2 separate regions of the Homo sapiens genome follow, and region 2 is linked to region 1. A link is a contact called in ENCODE Hi-C or POLR2A ChIA-PET data. All regions are on one chromosome and are shown on one strand. Each heading gives the region's core, a stretch centred on a gene start or an enhancer-like site at or near the end of the contact. The rest is flanking DNA. Distances are from core to core; before and after follow the strand shown. Region 1 holds the start of LEUTX (leucine twenty homeobox). Region 2 has its middle 17 kb from the start of PSMC4.

Region 1 (4,194 bases), core at 1,517-4,016:
TGGAATTACGGTTCACATGCTAGGCATGCCTGGATCAGGCTAGTGGACAGCATCCTGTACCACCGTGTCCCATCCTAAGTGCTGTAGAAACATGTTCCTAATACTTCAGTGCATGCCAAAATAGGCAAATATTTTATTTACATTTGAAATCTCACAGTAGCAAGGTCAACTACAGCCACTTTCCCCCAGGGAGAGTCCAATATTTTATTCATGTCTCCTAAACTCTTATAATGAGCAACTACCATGGGCCAGGTCCTGTGCAGGGCTCTGAGGATCACAGGGAAAGACCCACAACCTCCCTCATGGAGACCAACATTCCCAGAAAACCCACGCAAATAAACATAGCGAGGTATGGTGAAGCTCCGGGAGTGCTGCCGCACCACACAGAAGTTCTGACCTGGCCTGGGGCGTATGAGAGAAGCCTTTGATGAGAAAGTAGGGAATGAGGCCTCTGAAAGTAAGGGGAGGGTGTGCTCCAAACAAATGCAACAAAAAGAGAAACTGTAACTGCACACGGTTTTCAGCCTCATGCCTCCGTGGAACCTGCCTGTCAGGCGGGCACCTGGAATCTCAAGCAACTTTCTCAAGGTGAGGCGATTTTTTTCTTTCATTTCTCAAGTAGCTTGTGGTAAGAAAAGTGAGCTGAGACTGGGTGCAGTTGCTCATTCCTGTAGTCCCAGCTGCTTGGGAGGCTGAGGCGGGAGGATCCCTTGAGCCTGGGAGGCGGAGGTTGCACTGAGCCGAGATCACACCACTGCCTGGGTGATAGAGCGAGACCCCATCTCAAAAAAAGAAAGAAAAAAGGGAAAGAAAGTGAACTGAGTGTTCTGTGTCTCCCAAGGCCCCTTGAATGGCTTTGTCCTTCACTTGGAATAAAATTCAAACTTCTTCACCTTGCCCCGACCTTGGTTGGCCTTTCCAGTTTGAGCTTTTCCCGATATTCCTCTCCCACAACACACCTCAACTACAGTGGCCTCTTATCTGCACCTCAGACATGAAAAGGTTTTTCATGTCTCTGGGCCTTTGCACTTGATGTTCCCTTTGCTTAGAACACTCTTCCCTCTCCTTCAGTGAAAATGATACTTCCTCAGAGACATCTTACCTTACCTTAAAACTACTGCACATCCTCTGAATCAGTGCTGTTGGTGGCATTCATAACACCAGTAGTATCATAATCAGAACTGCGTATTGTCTTGTTTCCTTTTTTATTTCCTGCTTCCCTCCCTAGAATGCCAGCACTTGGGAAGGCGGCAGTGAGTTCTATTTTTGTAAATCCCAATTTCCTAGTCACTGGAACAAATCTTAGCAGAGCAGGCATTCAAATAATTAAGCAAACAAATGAAGAAGTGTCAGGGGTGTTTTAACGTTAAGTTCTGCAAAATTCCCTGCTATTGGGGAGGTCATACCCTTTGAATATATCACTCTCTTTCCATCCTCATTAGTGTCATAGGGCAACTCCAGGGACTGATTCTAACATTTAAACGGAAAATTTGAGGCCCACTTTATCCTTTCCGATAGGATTTGGGAGTTTCTACCCTTGACTGTGTTAGAAGTGTTCCTGAATTTTATTCCTGTAAAAGACATAGATGGGGCCAGGTGCAATGGCTCACTAGCACTTTGGCAGGCCAAGGCTGGACGATCTCTTGAGCCCAGGAGTTGAAGGCTGCAGTGAGCTATGATGGCACCACTGCACTCTAGTCTGGGCAACAGAGTGAGACCCTAAAACAAAACGTAAAAAGATACAGATGGGTCCTTCAATCATTTGGCCTTCAGGCTACCTGCAATGTTCCCAGAGACAGAGTTCTTTCGCTAGTCCAAGACTTTTCCAAACCAACCTGGTGGGGGTGTGGAGGTTGCGGGAGAGGACAGAGTTGAGGGGTAGTATAAGATGGGCCAAGACCAGAGTCCCATCTCTGCTTCAGAAAGCTTGGGTCCACATTGAGTGTGGGGAGGCCATATCTCATGGATAGAGACTAGATCTGTCTAGTGAATTACACTCACCCCACAAATAAGACCCATCATGGAGAAGAACGTTAGGGGGAGGAATAAATAAATGAGTTAATAAGGTGCCTGAAAGGTGGAGTAAATGAGTAACAGAGGGACAGAGAGAGGGATGCTCAGAGGAAAGAAAGAAGCATGATTCTTTTAATGCAATTTATATTTTAAGTTTCCTTGCTGAAAACTCGTTATGGGCTCCCCAGCTGCCCCCAAATCCATACTCAAGAGAAGATACAAGATCCCCTATGGTTTAGGCTCTGCCAAGTTCTTCACTGTCATCCATTGCTGTCTCAACTGGAAGAGGTTGAACCGAGATGGGCGGGTGAAGGGCTTAACTCCCATCATCCCAAACTCCTAGCAGGATGCCTCCTGCTGCACTCCGGGTCTCACTGGAAGCCGTCCACGCACAGGGCACCTCCTTCACCTTCCAGTTTGAATCATCTTACCAACTTATTTTTCTCTCAGCGCCTTGTTTATTTACTCATTGATCCCAAGTGACATTTTTGAACATTTTATCCATTTTCAGTTCGCTCCACTTTCTTTTGTTTTCTTCCACTCTCTGGAGTCAAGGATCAGTCTTTTTTTTTTTTTTTTTTTTTAAACATAGTTTTATTCCCAGTGCCCTACACAGCATCAGGCATATAATAGGTTCTAAATAAACAGATATTGAATGGATTATTGGAGGGCGTGGTATTAGGGTAGGACAGGGTGGGGACATGATTACATTAAAATTCTGCTTAAATAAGCGGGTCTTTTAGCCCAGCAGTCACATAGACTCAGCTCAGGAGCTCTGCAGCACACAGCTGATCGAACCCACTCATTTCTAGAGGACACCATGTTTGGTAAGTTGGGCGAAGGCAAGAGGCTGGGGTTTCAGTGATTGGGTTGCAGACAAATCAAGTGAGAGGTGTGGGACCTTGTGGTGGCTTCTTAGAAACCACTGGGTAAATTTAGAAACCACTGGGTTATACCAACAAGGATTGTTTGAAAAACACTTTGCAAGGGATTCTAGTAACTTAGGAATTTGTTTCTCCACATCTCTTTTTTAAAGAGATGGGGTCTTGGTATGTTGCCCAGGCTGGCCTCGAGCTCCTAGGCCCTAGTGATCCTCCCACCTCACCCTCAGGAGTAGCTGGGACTTATAAGTGTGTGCCACCATGTCCCGCTAATTTTTAAATTTTTTGTAGAGACAGGATCTCACTCTGTTGCCTAAGGTCGTCTTGAACTCACATCCTTTTTAATGCCTGGTAACTTTCATACTTTTTAAATGTCAGTCCATTGATGGGTATAAAATAGTATGTGATCTTTAATTCCCATTTCTTTACTAACCCGTGTGATTGAATCTGTTCACTCTATTTTAAAGGCCATTCTGTTTTTCCCCTATGCTAATTTTTATATTTATATCATTTCCCAGTTTTTAGTATGTTTTTTTTCTTGAGGCTTAGTAGAATATTTTTGTTGTCTTCTAGACACTAATAATTTATCTCTTATATGTGTTGCAAATATATTCTCCCAGCCTGGCTTGTGTTTTTCAATTTACTTATGAGTACCGTTGTACAAATATTCTAAAAGTTGTCATTGTGATATTTATCAACATTTTCCTTTTATAATTGTACTTGTAAAACGTAGTTTAGAAGTATATTACTGGCTGGGCATGGTGGCTCACACCTGTAATTCCAACACTTTCAGATGCCAAGGCAGGCGGATCTCTTGAGGCCAGGAGTTCAAGACCAGCCTGGACAACATGGCAAAACCCTGTCACTACTAAAAATACAAAAATTAGCCAGGCATGGTGGCATGTGCCTGTGGTTCCAGCTACTTGGGAGGCTGAGACACAAGAATTGCTTGAACCTGGGAGGCAGAGGTTGCAGCAATCTGAGATTGCACCGCTGTACTCCAGCTTGGGCAACAGAGCAAGACTCTGTCTCAAAAACAAAAAAAGTGTATTTCTTGGCTGGGGACATAAATGTAATTTTAGTTACATTTTATTTTAACTTCTTAAAATGATTTGATTCTAATAGAAAAATTATGCATCAACAAGCTCACTTATCAAAACTTGTACCTGGCTCTTCTAATACATTTTCCTATTGTTTAATACTAAACTTACAAAAATACTAATTAGTCGATTTTACATATTGACCTCTCAGCTTGGTAGATGATTTTAAACTCAAAGCCACATCCTTCCTCGATTTTACC
Region 2 (4,448 bases), core at 719-3,218, 170 kb after region 1:
AAACACGAGCTTCTTTTTCTTTGTAATATCTCATTTAAACTGATCCCAATTACAGAGGATGCATCCAAGGGGGGGAATCTTTTGGGACGTCTGTAGTGTTTCCCATGGTAGAGCTGGTGTCCTGTAATCAAGAGGTCTGGTGAGGGATGCAGCCTCTGACTCTGACAGTCTTCACAATTGCAGCACACATCCTGGTCTGACTCATCCCAGACCTTCAAATCCCTGGCAAGAACTAAGCAAGCCAAAGAGGACAGAGGGAGGAGAGCAGAACGAGGGGGCTTGAGAGCCTTTAGCTCTTGGATTTGCCAGCTTCAACCCACAAAGTCTAGCAAGTAGTAGATTTTACATCAGCTCCAAGTAGAACTTACTCTACACCCACATTTATTTACATGGACTCTAACAAGAAACGAGATGATGTACTAGACAGAGGAAAAATTTCATCTGGCCTAATGAGTAAGGCTTCCTTCCAAGAATCCTGGAGGGTGGCTTCACCCATGCAACAAGGACCAGAAACAAGAACGCATTTCCATTCAGACAACTGACAAAACAGATTATAAACGTCCAGGCTCCACAAAGAAGAATACGGTCAGGGAAAATACTGAGTGGTTTCAGTATTTGAAACAAAAGAGAATTCCAGATTGCCGGCTGGTACCTAGCCCACACATGTCTGGGGCAGTTCCCTAGACCAATCTCAGAAGGGCCAGCCAGAATCACTCCAACTGCCTACGCAAGTTTCCCAGAAGGGCTAACTGGAATCACCCCAACTTCCCACCCAAATTTCCAAAAATAAGGGAGAGAAGGAGAGACAAAAGAAAGAAAGAGGCCCTTATCAATGTCAGACATAAGTCAAGGCAAGGATTGGTTTGGCCGGTTCTTGAACAATCCAGATAGGTTTAGTGATTAATGTATTAAGTTTAGTCTAACATTTCCTTTGACTTGACAAGATGTTCTAGTAGTCCTCACTCATTGTACTCCTGGTGAAAGTTTCAAATCTTGGAAAGGGTAAGAAATACGCAGAGGAGATGGCCAGATATAATCCTGGCCATGCCATTTACTGGGCATCTGGTGAGAGAGAGAGAGAGAGAGAGAGAGAGAGAGAGAAGAAGAAGAGCAGACTCACCTAGGGTCCAGACTTGACTCTCCAAAGCACCAACACCAAAGCAATGGTCCAGAGTGGCCACCTTTGTTACCACCTGGTCAGTTGCCTCTGTCCTCCAGGAAGTCTTGCTAACTCCTGTGGGGACCTAAAATGAGGGTCCCATCTGGGGTACCAGGAGATGTTACAATCATCCTTGGTTCTTGTAGTCTTCCAGGATAGAAATCAAGTGAGATTGCTGGGTGTGGTGGCTCACCCCTGTAATCCCAGCACTTTGGGAGGCTGAGGCAGGTGGATTGCTTGAGCCCAGGAGTTCAAGACCAGCCTGGGCAACATGGTGAAAACCCATTTCTACTAAAAATACGAAAAAAAACAGCTGGGTGTGGTGGTGCACACCTGTAATCCCAGCTACTTGGGAGGCTGAGGCAGGAGAATTGCTTGAACCTGGAAGGCAGAAGTTGCAGTGAGCTGAGATTGTGCCATTGCACTCCAGCCTGGGCGACAAAACAAGACTCCATCTCAAAAAAAAAAAAAAAAAGAAAGAAAAAGAGAATGTTTATTTTAGCTTGTGCACAAGAAAGGTCAGCACTGCAAAAGGAAAAGGGTGGGCTGCACCCCAAAGGGAGCAGGTTGATCTGTCTTATAGGGGCCTAGCTGCTGTGACGTGCCTGTCATTGAATGTTTAGGAGGGATTTCTTTGGTGCCTGCACAGTGGTTCAACACGCTTTTTCATACATTGTATATAACATTAGCATTTTAAATCACCTCTGGGCATGATTTTTAGCATTAAAATAAGGAAAAGTTGAAACAAGCCTAGCTGTACTTGCAGGTCCCTGGGGAAGTCCCTAGGCCCCTAAAGCAGGAACTTGTGGTTACTAGCTTCTTGGGCCTTTGATGCTGATTGGCTGGAGATTAGGTAAGCTACATCTTGAGTAAGGGGCTTTTCTTCTTTTTCTCTGGACCACATCAAAACAGGAAGTCAGCCAGCTTGCCTGTCACAAAACCAGGAGTCAATAAATAAAATGATTTATTATTTGAATAATGTATTTGTAGGTTCTTTTGGGTTCTCTACACATACAATCATATTGCTTATGAATTAGTTTAATTCCTTCCATTCTCATCTTTATAACTTTTCTTTAGGCTTTCCAATAGATAATTGAATAAAAGATATGATGGGGGCATCCTAGTCTTGCTTCTGATCACAAAGAAAATACTTTCCATTGGTTTTTGTTGTTGTTTGAGAGGGAGTCTCGCTCTGTCACGCAGGCTGGAGTTCAGCGGCACAATCTAAGCTCACTGCAACCTTTGCCTCCTGGGCTCAAGCGATCCTTCCATCTTAGCCTCCCAAGTAGTAGGGACTACAGGCACATGCCACCACGCCCAGCTGATTTTTGTATTTTTCTGTAAAGATGGGGTTTTTGCTCAGGCTGGTCTCGAACTCCTGGGCTCCAGTGATCCACCTCCCTCAGCCTCCCAAAGTGCTGGGATTACACGCATCAGCCACTACACCCAGCCTGTTTTCAATATTTTGCTATTAAGTATGATGCTTACCGTAGCATTTTTGAAAGTATACATTATTGTATTAAAGAAGTTTCCTTCTACTTTTAATTGTTTAATCATAAATAGATGTTTAACTTTATCAAATGATTTTTCTGCATCTGTCTCAATGATATTAATATCCATTGTTGATCATTACCTTGATGTAGAGTTGCTAACTAAGATACAAGACCTCCAGTTCAATTTGAATTTCAGGTGACAATTAATTTTTAGTATAAATATGTCCCATGCCATTTATTGGCTAAATCTGGAAACCTGTCTAGTTCCATTATTTCACCAGGGCTTTGCAAAATGGGGATTTTTAATGTATTATTTTCTCTTCATTTATTAACTACAATGCTATTATACAAAGAAGCATCCCCTCATTAATTCTCTGGTTACCCTAAATTGTAGTTAATACAGAAAAAGCAACTTAAATGCTTCAATTTTCAGTTTTAGTACATTCTCTCTAAAGGTAACCAAAACGTGTGTGTGCGTGTGTGTGTGTGTGTGTGTGTGTGTGTGTGTGTATGTAATATCCTTATGAATGCATGGATTTTTAACATTTGAAGTGGTCAAACCTTAGACCAGTGGGAGCTGTCTTGGTTTATGGTACATTTCCTACCCAGAACCACAATCATCCATTTCTAAAAGAGCCACAATTCCTATGATTACCAAATTGTATTTATTTATTTATTTTGAGACAAAGTCCTGCTCTGTTGCTGAGGCTGGAGTACAGTGGCATGATCATGGCTCACTGCAGCCTTGACCTCCTGGGCTCAAGTGATCCTCCTGCCTCAGCCTCCCAAGTAGCTGAGACTACAGACGTGCATCACTACACCCAGCTAATTTTTAAATTGTTTGTAGAGACAAGGTCTCCCTATGTTACCCAGGCTGCTCTCAAACTCCTGGATTCAAGTGATCCTCCTGACTTGGACTCTCAAAGTGCTGGGATTATAAGTGTGAGCCACGTGCCTGGCCCCAAATTGAATTTAGACACTATAATTTGAGCACTAGGGGAGGAACTGCCTTTAATATTTTTAATTTTGTAAAACATTTGCACAGTTCCAGAGCCAAAACTTGACAATAAGTTATCTTCACAGAGCTTTAGCTGCCATCCCTGTCCTCTCCACATTTCCTCCCTTCTCCTGTGAGTAACCATTTTTATGGGATTTTCATTCAACTTTCCATCATTTCTCTTTGAAAATATAGGGAAAGACATACATATACAAGTGTGCGTGTCTGTGCATTTCCCTTTCCTTCTTTTGCAAAAGGTAGCATATTATAGCATATCATACACATTGTGTTTTCTTCTTTTTGTTTTGTTTTGTTTTGTTTTTATGAGACCAAGTCTCACTCGGCCGCCCAGGCTGGAGCGCAGTGTCACGATCTCACCTCACTAACCTCCACCTCCCAAGTTCAAGCGATTCTCCTGCTTCAGCCACTCAAGTATCTGGGATTACAGGTGTGTGCCACCATGCCCGGCTAATTTTTGTATTTTTTAGTAGAGACGGGTTTCACCATGTTGGCCAGGCTGGTCTTGAACTCCCGACCTCAGGTGATCCTCCCACCTCAGCCTCCCGAACTATTGAGATCACAGAAGTGAGCCACTGCGCCCAGCTCACACTGTTCTTTATTTTACTTTTTTTACTTGACTTTTTTTTTTTTGAGACGGAGTTTCACTCTTGTTGTCCAGGCTGGAATACAATGGCACGATCTTGGCTCACCGCAACCTCTGCCTCCTGGGTTCAAGCAATTCTCCTGCCTCAGCCTCCCGAGTAGCTGAGATTACAGGCATGTGCCATCACGCCCGGCT

What was found. Hi-C counts contacts between places; a loop is a spot of excess contacts on that map. ChIA-PET counts read pairs that join two places held with the same protein, here RNA polymerase II (POLR2A). Pooled maps may share reads with other maps.
Region 2: a pooled map of heart left ventricle shows a loop between it and region 1 (2.0-fold over the local background). The contact joins the enhancer-like site here to the promoter of LEUTX in region 1. A Hi-C loop is called at or near these places in 4 of 168 maps with a recorded cell type or tissue (G401, Panc1, gastrocnemius medialis and 1 more) and 1 of 50 pooled maps. POLR2A ChIA-PET finds 5 or more read pairs at or near these places in 3 of 52 experiments (AG04450, Panc1 and activated naive CD4-positive, alpha-beta T cell).

Annotation. Positions count from the first base shown.
Region 1 is chr19:39,776,088-39,780,281 of GRCh38, forward strand. It overlaps LEUTX (leucine twenty homeobox), which reads left to right and starts at 2,767. Exons shown (of 3, transcript NM_001382345.1): 1 at 2,767-2,840. The coding sequence starts at 2,834.
Region 2 is chr19:39,951,668-39,956,115 of GRCh38, forward strand. No RefSeq gene overlaps it. Among named protein-coding and RNA genes, the nearest start is that of PSMC4, 17 kb to the right of the region's middle. Within about 2 kb of position 1,969, at least 8 of the 41 ENCODE cell types and tissues checked have a DNase peak (open chromatin) inside an H3K27ac peak, as active enhancers do.